Regions from separate parts of the Homo sapiens genome. Here region 2 is linked to region 1. The links are chromatin loops, found by intact Hi-C in ENCODE. Cell type or tissue: endothelial cell of umbilical vein. All regions are shown on one strand.

What was found. A loop is a pair of places that touch in the nucleus more often than their neighbours do. Peaks named below come from ENCODE experiments on the same cell type or tissue, not always from the same donor. Only the 100,000 strongest peaks of a DNase experiment are listed, where the experiment ranks them.
Region 2: it touches region 1 in a loop (10-fold over the local background); 2 of 110 quality-filtered maps call a loop at or near these places.

The regions. Positions count from the first base shown.
Region 1 is chr3:178,079,770-178,087,769 of GRCh38, forward strand. No RefSeq gene overlaps it. Among named protein-coding and RNA genes, the nearest start is that of LINC02015, 270 kb to the left of the region's middle. RefSeq lists an enhancer at 5,112-5,406 and a silencer at 5,112-5,406. In endothelial cell of umbilical vein, a CTCF peak has its summit at 4,636; DNase peaks (open chromatin) are centred at 332, 4,222 and 5,342; H3K27ac peaks cover 2,298 bases.
Region 2 is chr3:177,928,503-177,936,502 of GRCh38, forward strand. LOC107986154 (a long non-coding RNA gene) reads right to left here and starts at 5,790. Exons shown (of 3, transcript XR_001741024.2): 1 at 5,600-5,790. In endothelial cell of umbilical vein, no CTCF peak of the experiment used is centred here; DNase peaks (open chromatin) are centred at 4,049 and 4,579; H3K27ac peaks cover 1,987 bases.

The DNA.
Region 1 (8,000 bases):
TCTGCTAACACATTAAAAAAAAAAAAAAAAAAACTAAATTATATGTCAACAAAAAGTCAAAATTAATCATGAAAAGGTTCAATACTATGTGTGAGAGAGAAAGACTTGTTATAGATTTAAAAACACTGTGTATGAGATCTGTATTTCTAGATGCCTTATAAACTAAACCTGTGGAAAAGAGATCATACCAGGTTTGCACACAAAGTAATGAAATGTGGAATCAGTCCCACAACTTTCTAGCCACCCAATATGTAAGTGTCCTAAATGCCTCTCATTCTGGGCACTCAATAAATACTAAACAGGGGCAGCAATTTCGTTTCCTGTCTAGTCAGGGTGTCATTATTTCTGTAAAGTCTCTGAGCTAGTGAGCACATAGAAAAACACAATCCACCACAACCTGAAATATGCCTTTGCCCTCCCACCTTCTCCTTTTCATGTGGCTTAAATTGCTGTGTGACCTACTGGAAACCTAAGAATATTAGCTCTCAGTTACCACTTCTTCAACCTTAACCTTTCCTCTCCCAAATGCCAAGAAGATATAGCAAGTCTAATCAGCATATTTTATTTTGCCCTTTTCAATAAGCTGTTTAGTGATGTTGATTTACTGTTGGAAGAAGTCTAAAAAAAACCTTCACTATCTTTTGCTCATGTCTCTGTTCCTTAGGGAAAATGGCATTTTATGTCACTGCTTGTCAGGGCGTTTTCAGTGTTGCTTTCTCCATTTTGGAGGTCCTTTGGGAGAGTTCACTTGGACCTTTCTCATGTCCTTCATTTATTAAAATACAAAGTAAGTGAGAGTAACTAACACCCAAATACTTATTATTACTCTTGGTTATGAACCTTCTTTCATGCTACCGAATAACCATCTCTGTCACTATACAGCAGGACATGGTCCTATGCCCAAAACATTCACTTGGCTTCCAGGATGCCACACTCATTTTCCTACTACCTCACTGGCTGTTCTTTTTCAGCCTCCTCAACTGGCTCCTACTCCTCTGTCCTCCAAACATCAGTATTAGGGTAGTTTAGGATTCCATTCTCCACCTTCTCTTCTCTGTGGATGTTCACTGCCTGGGAGAGCTTCTCCATTTCTTTGGCATTAGATATCTAAACACTGATGATTCTCAAGTTTTTATGTCCAGTTTACAGCTCCAAGCTGCAGATTATTATACCCAACTCCACATTTAACATCTTGACTCTGATATCTGTGTGGTTTTACAAACTTATCATGATACGAGAATTCCATATGTTCTCCAAATGTGCTCTTCCTCCAGACTCCCCATTTTAATAAAATGTGCTACTATTCAATCAGTTGGCCAGGCCAAAATCATATGGGGCATCCTTGATTTCTCTATTTCCTTCATTTTCCATACACAAGTCTTGCCAGTTCTACTTCCAAAATATATCCTGAAGTTGTCCTCCTCTACACTGATATGACTCTCACCCACACTACCATTTTTATTTTCTATTGACTACTGAGATAACTCCAGGATGGTTTCCAGCTTCCAATTTTTCTCCTCTATAGTCTATACTTTGCACAACAGAGTGACTTTTTTTAAATGTACATGTGGTAATGTAACTTCCCTGTTCAAAACTGCAGTATCTTCTCATTATGAGTTAAGTAAAATATGCCCTCCTTACTGTAACCTACAAAGCCCTGCACCCTTCCGTGCCCTGATCTCCCACCATTTGCCCTTGCTCTTCAATGCAGCCACCCTGGCCTACCTGCTTTTCTTAAAACACACCAGTGCAGTCTCGGCCTCATGGCCTGTCACTCATTGCTTTCTTTGCCTGGAATACTCTTTCCTCTTATCTCCGTACGGATCCTCTTTCACATCTTTCAGAGGATTTTCCCCATCCCTTTCTCCCTCCAAAACAGCTTTTCCTGCCTTATCTCCAGTGCTGCTTCACTCTTTTTCAAGGCACTTATTACTACCTGAAAATACTTATTTTTTAAGTTATCCATTGCCTGCCTCCCCCACCAGAATGGAACCTCAGTGAGAAGGCTGACTTTGTTTTGCTTAGACTAAGGTCCGATGCTTTCAGCACCTAGGACATAAAATAGCCGCTTAATAGTATTTGTTGAATAAATGGATGACTGGTTAGGAGTCCTTAGTAAATAGGATAATTTAATATATTATGTGTCTTGTTTGTTACCCTTCATGAATCTCTTTGTTTTGCTTTATTTTGTTTTTATGTCAATGGTCTGCTAACTTTAAAAAGGATAGATCTATATTCTTACACAGAAACCCTTCCTAAAAGTCTGGCTAGATGGGATTAAAACAACAAAAAAAAAAACTGTTACTGAAAAACTGGATTTATATTGTCACTTATTCACTTTTAAGGGTTTTTTTGGTCCAAATCTTCAAGAGATTATGGCAATGAGCTTCAAACTTTAATGTTTATAACAATTGCCTGGGGGAGCTGGCTAGTAAAGCCAGGATTGGGTTCTAAATCCTGATTTGTTAATAAGCCCCTAGGTGACTTTGATGCAGCTGCTCCTTCAACTCCTCTGAAAAATACTGGGCTATGGGGTTTTGTAATTTCTTTCATAACTTTGAGAAAAATAGATACATGCCTGCCTGATTTACCACTAATGGAAAATCAGATTTAGGTGCTTAGGTGCCTGATGCTAAGTTCCTGAAGACCACAGCTCAGTCATGTGAGATAATCTGTCAACCATGGAGAAGGTAGGGATGAGTTTAAATTGAAAGTGGAATCTTCCTAACACATTCTATTGTTGGAACCAAGTGGAAAGCATAGGCAAGAAAGCAGAGACAGAGTCCAGCAGGCCAGAAGCCCAGGAAGACAATAAGAGGGGGACGAATGAGGCTTAGAATGAAAGTAGAGATTTCCCTAAATGGAATTGGAATTCTTCGCAAACTGCCTGTTTGAAAGTTTACGGACAGGTTAAACTTGCCTGGCTGGTCACAGAGGGAACACACAGAGTTTTTCACCTCCTAGAGGTGTATGAAAAATGTACCATAACAGTATACAGCAAAGCTTTCTATGATGGTTAACTCATAGAAACTTTCTGTGTGTGCTCCACACAACTTTCAATTACCAGGTCACGTAGTGTGATTATTGGCCTAAGAGTTTTAGCCTGTAAGACAAAGTCCTTAATATTTGCAGCAGGTGCACATATTGTGATATGGGAGGCAAGCTTGGGGTAAAGGAAGGCATAGAGAAAGAAAATTCTTTGAGTTTGACATATATTCTACAATTTCAATTCTTGAAAGCATGCCATTTAATGTTATTAATTCTACTTATCATCATGTTTCAATCCCATAAATGTAGATAGAACAATTTAATTGCTTCCTATTTTTGCTTTCATATTATAAAGATTCCCTGCAATTGGTTTTTGGTCCTTTAAAGTATAATAGTAATTTTAATCAAACAGTTATTACTGACATTCATTGAAAGCCTATAGATGAAAAAACTGAGGTTCTGAGAGCTTGAGTAATTTTCCCCAAGTTCATATAATCATGAAGTATCAGAACTGAGATTCAGATCTGGGTCTGATGAAAACCTGTGCCCTGGATGAGCTTCCTGACCTCAGTGCTAGTAGTCCTGCCTTGCTTCTCCTCTCTAACATCTGCCTGGTATGCCCTGTACACCACAAGCAAGGGGTGCCTTCCAGAAGTCTCATCTAGTCTCCAAACTATTGAATTCTCGGAGTGAGCAGGGGCATTCATGGCCAGAGATAGTGAGATTGTGCTTCTTGGTCCTGAAGGTGAATATTCTGGCCTGGCTGGTGAAAGGGGCATCAGGCTGAGGCCCTCCCATCTAGCCCATCTGTGTTTGGCCCAGTCTGCCTGCCTGGGTATCTGATTACTTCTTTCTTTTTTATTCCACTCTAAAAATTGAGCCTTAACCAGAACTCTGGGCAGGGAACCTTGGCTATCTGAGACTGTTGTGTAGTTCTTTACAATAATTTTCCTTGGTGACAGTCACTGATTCCAATGTCATACCAAATGATTCTACACTGACTTCTCTCATCCATACCTTGAACACCTACTGTTTGCCGATAATTAGTCCTGTTAGACACCCTGGCACCACCCCTGCCCTGCCCTGCCCTGCCCTGTCAGGGTACGTACATCAATCACCCATTATGCCTAGGATTCCCTACATTCACATACTGTGATTTTGCACTGGGGACCCATGCCTTTCAAGCTGACTCATGTGCAAGAAGAGGTCAAGGATGGAGTCTTTGTTATGATTTGTAGTTAACTTACCCTAGTAAATAGGCCAGTCTGTTTTCAACGACTCAGGTCAACAAGGATAGGGATCTGGAACTCGGAAGTATTTTACAATCAGGTTAAAGATGAGTTTAGATTTCTGGAGGGATACACTTCAAATAGTGTTTATGCTCCCTGGATATCACACTCAGGAAACTGAATTAGGAAGAAACCTGCTTCCTTCCACTGCCTGGCTAAACAGATGGGACACAAAAAAAAATCCTGATATAGAACCATTCCTGTTGCAGAGAGGCATAGAATCCTGAGTAGAAAATGGAAAAAGATTTTTCCATTTTATGCATTAGCAGAGTTTATTTTAGTGATTTGTTTAGTTGTTAATCTTCTCTGTGATAGTGTGATCCCTGGAAGGGCCACCAGGTCTCTTGTGCTCATTTTATCCAGTAGGGGGACACAAAAATGTGCTCAATCATTGTCAGCTGCTGGAAGCAATAAATTTAGGGAATGTCTAAAGAAAGAAAAAGACCCTCATGTAAGCAAATAAATGATACTAAAGGAAAGATAGGTCTTGTCTGCCTTACCAGATATGAGACGTGATGCCCTTAAGTCTAGTGAAAACCATCTACACGATAATTATGAGTGAAGATAATAATGGTAAGCAGTAGAAGCTTACTCTTCATATTCACATTGCACTTTTCAAATAACAACTGTAACATTTCTTGCTCAAGTCCTCAAAGCTCAGAAATAGTTATATTCGAAGTCTGTGCCAACCAAATGGATGTATTAAATACATTGCTGGCTAAAAGCCATCGAAAAACTCTCTTTTCATTTTTCCTTCACCCTTCTCTCTATCTATGCAAGAAAGACCTAGGCACCATGGTGCAAAATTCTACTATAATATCACTCTTGGAATTACCTGGCTTTGGAACATTGTACATAATAGTTCTAATGTAACAGCAAGAAATTTCCTCCTCCTGTTTATTTTTCTGAAGCTGTAATAAGCAATCCTGTGTGACATTGCCTGTGGTGCGGTTGCCAGGCAGCAGAAAGAGATCTGCAGCAGGAGGCGGGAGAGCGGGGGAAGAGAGAAGAGAAAAGCAAGAGAGGAGGAGGGGGGAGGGCTGAGCAAGTTGGGGGCTGGGCTCTCAAACTGCTGAGCCAGAATTCCATCTCCTTGTCATCCTTCATGTTCCAGGCACATAATGAGCCAATAAGCTGGGCCTTAGAGGGGAAATAAAGATGGAAAAAAAACAGTTGAATGTTGTCATTAAATAGGGTGTCAATAATGTGTTTTTATTTTGTGAAGAAAGGGTTTCAGCTTTTTTTTTTTTCTCATGAACTTTGCTTCCTGGTAAATGCAGCTGTACAAATATTAAAGGGACAGCTTCTCAGTGGGCCTGCTTTGCTCTAAAACAACAAACAATTAACACATAACATCTTCCAGCACCGTGCATGGAGAACATACAGTTATAACCTGAAAGGTTTCAACTCCTCCCAAATCTCATGGTGTGGAAAAGTAAATCACAGAGAAAAGGTACTCCACCCTTTATTGAACATGCAGTACTGAGACACAGCTTTGTACCTGAGAGCTGAGAGGTTGTTCAAGCTATTTCAAGAAGCTGGTCTCCTCATTGTGAGGCTTTCTTTAGTTTGTGAAATTGGGAGCTGCAGCTAAATCTCATCTCTTGGCTTTACAAGAATCTTGTTCTAATGAGATTAAAATGATAGGACTGGGATCCGAGCAGAAGTGGTGAGGGCAGATGGCACACAGGTCCCTCCATGCCGGCTTGGATGTCCCCCAGCACAATGCATGGTGCCTTTTGCCAGCCTTCCAAGCTGTCTGTGACTGGATTGGACACTCTCCAGTGGTAACAGACAATGATTTTTATTTAGATGTTTGATTATTCTTACTAATCAAATAGAAAAAGAACAGAAGGTTTGTTCAAAACAAACAATGTATTTACAGATAGTTTTGTGTGGTGGATGCACATTTCAAGGCTCTGAAGTTGTTAGTTCTCTCAGAAGACTCAAACTCACCATGTGGGAGAGAAAATGGGACAAAGCATGTTAAAATGGCAAGATGATCAGAAAGCACTTGGAATTAATGTAATGATGACTAAGTTTCTTTTTTCACCTCAGCAATGGGAGTGAGAAAAAGGGAATGTTAAATTAGGATGATCAACTCTGAGAATTTTGAGGAATAACATATGGGAATCCCGTTTCCATCCCCGCTGCATATCCAGGCATATTTCTTCTGTGCAGAGACTGACTTTCCAGTCCCTTCTAAGGTCATGAATGAGTCAATCAAGGATAATCAGTGATTTTTTGCAGATTCTAGGAGGAAGATAATGTGTCAGAAGAACAGTACTCTTTGGCATATACCACATAAAGAGAGAAGCAGAGACAGATAGGGGATTAAGCAGACAGATGGAATGATAAGAATAAGCAAGCAAACCAAGTCCACCAAGAACCAGGGCTAGGTGCAGGACCAATCACACTCTGCTGTTTTTTAGAAGGCTAACACTTTTTCCTAAGGAACTGCAAAATATTTACAGACACTTGACAGTTTTCTAGGTAGCACAGTTGGAATACGGACACTCAAGCTCTCCAGAACATCCTGTGATTGAAGTTTTGTCTATACTGAACAGCAGGAGGAACTAATCAGGGAAGCTGCTGGTTTGCCTGACCACACTGGTTAACGACAGTCTCCACAGAGCCTCCCTTGGAGCTAGAGATGAAATATCACACTATTTCATGCGAAACTTCACTTTTAATCAAAGCAAGAGGAAAAAATCTTCTAGAGTCCCATAGTTGTGCCACAATAGGAATTTCTACCAAAGTCTACAATCATTCTTCGTTTTTCACTCTTTAAACATTTATCTATCGTAATTTAGTTTTTATTTTATCAAAGTTATGCATGATTTACAAGATATTAATGAGACTTTTGTTAGTTTCCTTTTAGATCTCAATGTTGATAGATGATAAATGATAGGACACCAACATTCTAATGGGAAAAGATAAACCATCTATACAGGACTTTTAAAGAGGTGGTCAACATCCAATATTGTGACCCTGTGCCTAGATACAAGAGACTTCTCAGATAATGAAAGACCATTTTTTGTCTCTTGTTATGTGACCATCTAATGTGAAAGCTCTAGCGTTATCCTTTCATTTACTCATTCTTCTCTATCTCAAGCCAGGTAGAAGGATTCCATGGGATTTATGTCATTGTGGGAATGGGACATGAGAGAATTCTGGGGAAAACTGACCTGTGTCTCCTGAGGTTTGGGAAGCCGTGAGTTCCAAGAGCAGCTGCATTTGGCATCATATTTGTCCAGAGTCTTGGACCACGAAGAAAATAACACAAGAGGAAAGAAAACAGCTAAGTTACTGACTTTCTGTGGCTAAGACAAAGGTTCTGGACCAATTGAAATTCAAAGTGAAATACATCTGGTGTATTTAATTCAGTCAGAATAGATTAGATAGATTCCATTTTCTACATGCTGATAACACCTAGGGAAGGACTGAGGAATGGAAGATCAAACACACAACCTCCTTATAAACACACCTCTGTGCAGCATTTATAATGTACACACAATAGCCAGCATATCTTTCCTCATAAGGTTTGGATTGTTGAAAAGGTGTTAAAGCAATTTACAATGGGGTTGTGATTTTTATTTGCAGTGCAAATAGGAAAGGACTTTTGATGCAAAACCTTGTCAATGCAGAAGCAAGGCATTATTTTCATGGTAGGAAAGATAAAGAAAAATAGAATCTGCATCTCCCTTTGAAGAATCTAGCCCT
Region 2 (8,000 bases), 150 kb before region 1:
ATTAGCCTCTGAAACAATAGACAGGCAGCAGGGTGTTGTTCCAGAAAATGTTCAAAGAGGAGGAGTAATTTTGTCCTTTACAAATTTAATATCTTCTCTTTTCTCCTATATCATTTGGAGGAAGCGCCTTTTTCCTTTTTCTCTTTTTTAAGCAAAATAAGCGTTATGCACTAGTAGGTAGTGAGTGAATTCTCTTTGCCAGCAGGAAGAAAAGCAATTTTTGAATGCCAAAAATAGCTCCTTTGTGTGAAAATATCACATAGCCCAAGACATTTTTGGGAGAAAGCAAAGATTCATGTTCTGAATTATTGTTTTTTAAATATACAGGCAGAGAAATGTTAATAATAGAAAAGACAGAAATTGATGGTCATTTCAAAGTCTGAATGTTTATCCTGTTTACGACACACTCAGACTTTTGTGTGGTCTCAGTCATAATTCCTCTCCCAGGCTATGTCTCTAGGAGATAGGTATTCCTAATCATTCTGTTTGGGTCAAGACATTTTATTCCTTCCCTACCTTTTACTACTTGTTCCTATGCAACATTACAAACCAGCAAAGTATGAACTGACCTGGATATAGGAGATGGCCCTAGAGCTGTAGACAGAATTAAAAATCGTATCTTTTTTTTTTTTTTTTGTAAAGCACCCCGACATCTTTGGGAACCGTTCACTCTAGGGAATCTTTTTATCCATTATTTGCAAATAGCAGACCATCAGCCAGTTACAAAGACTTTTGATAGAGGTGGTGGGCATCTTTTACTTTCACCCAACCAGTATCCCTTTCTGCTTCATTTGATAGTAACATATCCTTTTCTTTTGAAAAACTAACCATTCTTATTACATGTCATTTTGATGGCACTGTCAGTCCAACTGTACTGCCTTCCTTCTGGCCAGTGAGTGGATGGCCATGTGAACCAGGCTGGGACAGTGAGATGTTTTCCTATGAACGTGAGTATTGAATGGAATGACACAAGAATGGAACATGGTCACTGACTCACTTTGCTAGTGGTTCTACTTGTCTGACTGCTGAATGAATTCTAACTCCTGACTGACAGATTTTGGAACCTGGAAGTAGAGTGCTCTTATAGCAAAATCTAAAATGAGACAGTGGTTTTGGAAATAGGCGGTGTGTAGAAGGTGGAAACTGTGAGAATTTTGAGTAGAGTATTGGTGAAAGATCAAGTACCTTGAACCCATTGTGCATACAATTTTGAATTATGAGGAGGCTGGCAGTGAGGCCTTAAAGGAATGGGAGAAAAATCTTATTGGAAACTGGAGGGAAGGGCAGAAACTTAACAATACACTTGTCTGCAGGAACATGGAAAGTAGAAAATGTGCCTGATAAACTAGGGGATCTAGCTGAGATTTCCAAGCAGAACGGTTAGTTACCACCCATTTTTTTTTTCTTGCTGCTTATAGTAAAACATGAGATGAGAGAAAGCTAAACTAAGGGAAGGACTGTTAAACAAAAAGAAGCTGGATCTTGATGGTTCTGAAAGCTCTCACACTATTCAGAAAGTCGGAGATGCTAAAACGGAGATAATGTCTAGGGTGTGGCCATAAATCTTTTTATTAAGATCTTCACAATTCTCTGGTACCTCAGAGAACCTTCAGTCAGACTGAAGGGCCCCTTAAGGAGATTAAGAGTGTGCCACACAGATTCTCTCAGCCAAAGAGTAGAGCTTCTAAGAAGCCTAAGGGCATTGTCCCCAGTCATCTCAGCAGAAGCCCAAGGTGGAAGGGAGATTATCTGTAAGAGGTGTGTGGGTGGGGCTTTTGTCTGATGGATTTAACCTGGAGAAGTTTCACAGGAAACCCATAAGGTTCTCAAAAGAGATAGATACAGAAACATTACCACTTGGATGGAATGGGACAGTGCAGAACAGTACAGAATGAAGACAGGGCTTTGAAGGCCCAGAATTTTAACACCTGCTATATTTTGCAAAACTAGAAAGAAGACTAGGAGGGTGAAACCAAGAGCCCAGAGGGCAGAGTGGAGAAACACGAAGAATTATTTCAGATATGAGACCTAATCAAGGATCTTCCAACATTTGCCTGGCTCAATTTTAGAACTGCCATGGACCTGTAACCCCTATGTCTTCCATCCCCTACCCCTTCTTTGAACAGGGTCATATAAGTGCTTATCTTATATCTGTCCCGCTGTTGCATGTTGGCAGAGGAAGACATAATTTGCTCTTGTTTTATGGGTTTAAAAATAACAAGGAATTGTATTTGAAGAGCTGTGCTTAAAGAACTACACTTGAGAAACCACATTCATACTTGGACCTGATTTAGATGACGAGATTATGGACTTGAAGCTGATATTGCAATGGAATGAGAATTTTGAAGTCTTTGGGGGCAGTGAGTACATTTTGCATTTGAGAGGTAAATAAATCATTGGGCACCAGAGGATACACTGTGGTGGGCAGCCTATAAGGTGGCTCCTAGTGATCCTTGCCTTCTGGTATTCACATCGTTTTGTAATACCTTCTTGCTGAGTGTGGGCTGGGCTTGTTGACTCACATATAACAAATAGAATACCTGGGAAGTGATAGGACAGTAATTGAGGGATTAGGTTATAAAAGGCTGCAGTTTTCATCTTGGAGGCTCTCTCTCACTCTCTTTTGAATGACTTACCCTGGGGAAGCCAGCTGCCATGCTATAAAGCATAAGGCAGCCCTGTGGCAAGTCCCATGGAAATGGACTTGAAAATAGACTTTCTGAGACCTGCCCATAGCTATGTGAATGGGCTTGGAAGCAGATATCCTTGAGATAACTGTAGTCTCAGCCAAAACCTTGATTGTAGCCCATGAAAGAATCTGTGCCAAAACGACACAGCTAAGCTGCTCCTGATTCGTGAGCTACAGAAACTTTTGAAAAATAATTGTTTGCTATTTTCAGCCTCTAAATGTTGAGATAATTTGTTATGCAGAAATGGATAAAAATACACTCATATTCTAGAGGATACACTATGCTATAATGCTCTAATTGCTATTATTCAACATTTTGTGAAAAGGCAATTCCACTGTGTTTAAGAGGATGACATTGTCAATGAATCTTTTAGTCACTATTTAGTCACTATTTGAAGAGTGCCAACTTTGACCACAATTTTATTTTTAAAAATTGTGCTAATGCCAAATTCCTTTTTAAATCTGATTTCTCAAATATCGTGAAATATAAAGTTTGGTCTCCTACCTCTCCACTGTCTTAACTGATCTTTTGATTAATTCTTTTCTTTAATTACAAAACGATAGCTTAAAATGGCATGAGGGCATGGTGTTCCCTTGGTCCTTGGAATTATCCCAGGTTGGAGTGCTCAAAGATAGGCTAGATTTATATATAATAATGTTACCTTTATGAGATGCTTATGTGTAACAGGAACTTTGAAACTTGCTTTCTGTCATCATTTTAGACAATTCTCATACCAATTGTTTGAATTAGGCATCATTATTATTCCTCCTTTAAAGAGAGTTGCCCAATGTCATACATCAGTGAGAGGTGGATCTGAGATTTGAACCCAGATCTGCCTATCTTCAAGAAATCCTGAGCTCTTAATCACTTTAGGCAAAGAAGATGTCCTGTGCCTCTTTGCATGAATTAATAAGCTGTGATAAGTGGATTCGCTCCATGGCCCAGTGGTTACAAAACAGAACCTGTGCGAGCCCATTTCATATCCTCCTGGATGCAGCCTGTGAGGGGTTTTGAATCCAGAGAAGCCCTTTTGTCACATGTGAGCCCAGGACATTTTTGAAGAGAGAAGTCCATGCCCAATCTGAAATAAACTCTGTCACCAGGTTATAGCCTCTGCCTTTAAGAAAACTTTGGGCAATCTTAAACATTATTCAGAATGTGGGAGATACTTGAAGTGGTCAGTTATATTGATTTTTCAGGATCAAGAGTACATGAATTCTAAGAGAGAAATCAGAGGGTTTCAACAGGCATTTGGATGGAGTGGAACAAAAACTCCCTGGCTATGCCTGTGACCAAGACTATCACTGTTTGTTTTCCGCTAAGGGAAAACAGGGGCTAGCATGTTTGGTAAACTGTTACATGCCAGAGTGTTCACTAAATGCTTTATGCATTTGGGTCATTCTGACAAACATTGACTCATTTGTTGGTTATTTAAAAGGGACAATTGAAATATAAAATATGATGAAATTCCTGATATTAATAAGTGTCTTTGTTCTATTTGAGAAATCAGATTAAAAAAAGAATTTGGCATTAGCACAATTTTTAAAAATAAAATTGTGGTCAAAGTCATTAATGAAATATTTATTTTTATTTGCTTTCTTCCCTCACTAATTTTCCAACAGACTTAATTTCTTCAAAATCGAATCCTTTATATTTCTTAAAGCTTCAGCATAATTTTACAAATTGTTGAAAATACATTCCATGTTTTCCTGGTCATGTTTCTCATACCTAGACTATGTATTCAGTCAAACAGGGTGATGGTCAGGCCAAAGTTTATCTTATCACACCAGAGTTTTTAGGTCATTTCCAGTTTTCTTATTTTTTTTTTCTTTTCAAACTTTCACTTGAAAAGAAATTAATTGGAAAACACTAGCAAAGCTTTTTTCCTTCCTCTTTTGGCTACTTAACTGCCAACTGCCAATTGTTTCTGCATTCTTTATCTGATGTGCACAAGATACAGGAAAATTGTGGCTGTATTTGGAGTTGGCAATAGTTAAATGGAATTATAGAGAGTGACTAAAACCAACATGTATTTTGTAGAGTCTTTTGATTACACACAGCTTTCTCTGAGACATAAAAAAAAAAACCTCTTGAAGGATTAGCTTTCTAGGGAGAATTACCATTTTGAAAGATTTTTGCCACATTTCAATGACAAAATTATTCAGAAAAAAAAGTGCCTCTCTGTAAATAGTCTCTAAAGTCTCACAAACATCTGAGCTCTTGGGGGCCAGAATCAGGGCACAATTTGCGTAAATTAAATACACACACACATTTGATAATCCAAAGGTCTCTCAGATGTGTTTTGACCCCTCTGGAAAGTATCATCAAAATAACTGTACCATCTCTTCAAAAAAGCGCCTGTGACACGGACCATGAAAACACGGTTGTAGAAATCTTATTTTAACCATTGATGTATTACAGCTATGTTAAAGTGGCAGCTGAATTAACTTGGTTGAAAACCAAGTATGTTATATGTATCTTTTCCTCAACAGACCAGTGTGAAATATAAAGCTTATTTTTTTATGTAACTCCTTAAATGATCTAAATCCTTTATTTAAAACAACTTACCTTATGATAACTCTTCTGACAGATTTAAATACTCTTTTTATAATATGAGACTTTGCATATTTCTATTGAGATAGCTACATCAACACATTTCCTGAAATTTTTCTTAATAATTAATTTTAATAACATGTGATATGCTGGTTGGAATTTGTGGTTGTTTCATGTGCCTATCTTATTAGAATTTCAAGCATTCCCAAAGCATTCATGTTGGAAAATGACTTAGACAAAATTTTGTGCAATTGGTTAATTTCTCATCAGAAAAAGTCCTGAGAGGTTGAGTAATTTTGCAGTTAACTAATGCCAGACCACTGTAAACAAGAAACAAAATGTGAATCAGATGCTACCTTCTCTGAAGATGGAATCCATATCAAGCAAAAAATCTGACTTCAGAAATTCGCTTTGCAAATTAGTCCAGTAGCTGTCTATCACGTCACCTGGCATCGGTCCACAGCCTCCCAGTAAGACACTTGATAGAGGAAAGACAGCAGAGTGAGAATGTGGTATCCTCCCTCGTCTAAGCCCTCCTTAGGCAAGCTCCCTCATTCCAGCTCTCTCATCCCAATACAAGTTGGGGTAAGATAAGCTCTAGTTGTGAAATGCTCTATGACAAGAAAAATTCAGAGAATGTGCTTTTGTGACCATGAGAGTGTGTTTTACTGCTGGGATGAGGTGAGCCATACAGAGAGGCAGGTGGAGGGGGAGAAGAGAGCTGTGATCTTCCTGGAAATAATTTGCTCCCATGTCACCCCCGGAAAAGGCATCTCCCTTAAATCAGGCAGGCATAATGAATGGTGTGATACCCGGCGGCCTGCACAGTTATAAATACACAACCTTTCATTCTAGAGATGGCCCATTACCACTCACTAAAACAGTCTGTCACAGTGGTGCTCTGGGGCCATTCATTTTTCATGACCTTCTTGGAGACGTGACTGGGATTTCCTGAAACCACGCATAGGTCCCTGCCCAGCAAGCGCTCTGCATTAACATCCCTTAATTCTTCTCTTCCAAAGGTTATCATGTCCTGTGGGGGGATATGTGTGTGTGTGTGTGTGTGTGTGTGTGTGTGTGTATGTCTTCCCTAGCAGGCAGAGAAACAAACAGCACAAACTAAGCTTGACCTTGTTGGAAATACAGTTTATCCACAGAGTGAATGTTGGCTAAAATTTAATCTTATGACATCAGGAATGTTCAAAGTTTACACAGGAGGTAAGAAATTTTAAAAATCAGTTTAAAAAATTATCTCACTATTCCCAAGGTTCAGATTTCACATCATGAGAGGCACACTTTAGCGGAGCAATTGCAGCAAAGCAGGACCTTCTCATTTGCTGGCTGCTTCAAATAACAGTTGTCCCTTTGATAATATTGACACCTATCTCCTTCACAATCTAGTGCTTCTCCTGCACTTTGTAACATATCCCATCTGTTTTTTTAGGGCCACTGTCATAAGGACGCCTGGAAGAGTGAAGAAAGGCCTGATTGATCACAAGGTCCTATCAAATGTCAAAGCTGGCCCTGGCTGACCTCCCATCTATTCAGAGCTGCTTTGATTTAATCTCCAAACTGGCTGCTTCTCCAGGCTGTGAGTTCTATCTGCAACCCATGTGTCAGCATTGAGATATGACCTGCTTCACGCTCCATTCATCTCATTTGAAGGACGGAAATTAAACTCGAGGGTCGAAGAGGGGAACTGCTCAAAATACACACACACATTAACTGAAGCCTTTTGTGTGGGTACATTATAGGAGTTTGAACAACCATTAAAAATTATATTAAAATGAACTTGATCTTTACTCCACTGAAATGGTTTAGAACTCTTCCTCCCCTCACTGCCCCTTCGTCTATTCTTTTTTCCCTCTCATATTTGTAGTAATCATATGAACCTGATCTTATTAAGATTCAAAGTGAAAGAAGAGAAAAATTTACATTTTTTCAGTTTCTTTAAAAATGGTGTCCTTTAGAAAATTCACTTTGCCTGTAGTTTGCACAGTAAATATTTTTTTTAAAGAGATAGGAGAAGCCAGAACCAGACTAATAGAAATGCAGACTGCTTTGTTTAGCATTATTGATTCATTTAAGTTTCACCTTGTAAGGTTTTTAAAAAAATTAATTAAAACTCAAACTTTGGGAACAGTTCTATAACCATCAGGACACATTGGTATGGTATAAATCTATATATCCTAGGTTCCATTTCTTATTTCTAAACTCTTCTTTCTCTTTTCATTGGCCCTTTTATACTATCAAGGCTAATAACTAAGTGAAACTTGATTCCTTATAGATTTGTTTGCATAAAAATTTCAAGAACAAGCTCTACGTTATTTACTAGAAGTACCTCAAAAGTATTGAAATAAAATAATTATAAGTGTGTTAGAAAAGTTAGTTATACTTATTTCTGTGTTTATTCATTTGCTTATGCATTCATACATTTAAACTCTGTATGATAATGGCATCCAGGTAGGAAAAATGTTGTTGCTTGTTTAGTTAAAAGGATATACTGTACATTTCCACTGTAAGAGTAGTACATATTCAATATAGAAAAGACAATTGGCAAAGACAGGCAAGAAAGAGGGAATAGCAGACATCAAAAATACTATTGACCAGAAGTAAACAACATAAATACCTTTGTGTTTATCCTTTCTTTTTTTTTTTGTAGATGCCCACTTTTTATTTTCCTTATATAAAATCATACTGTTTCTGCTTGGGAGAAGACTGCATTTTTGATTGTTATATCACCTTTTATGGAAATGA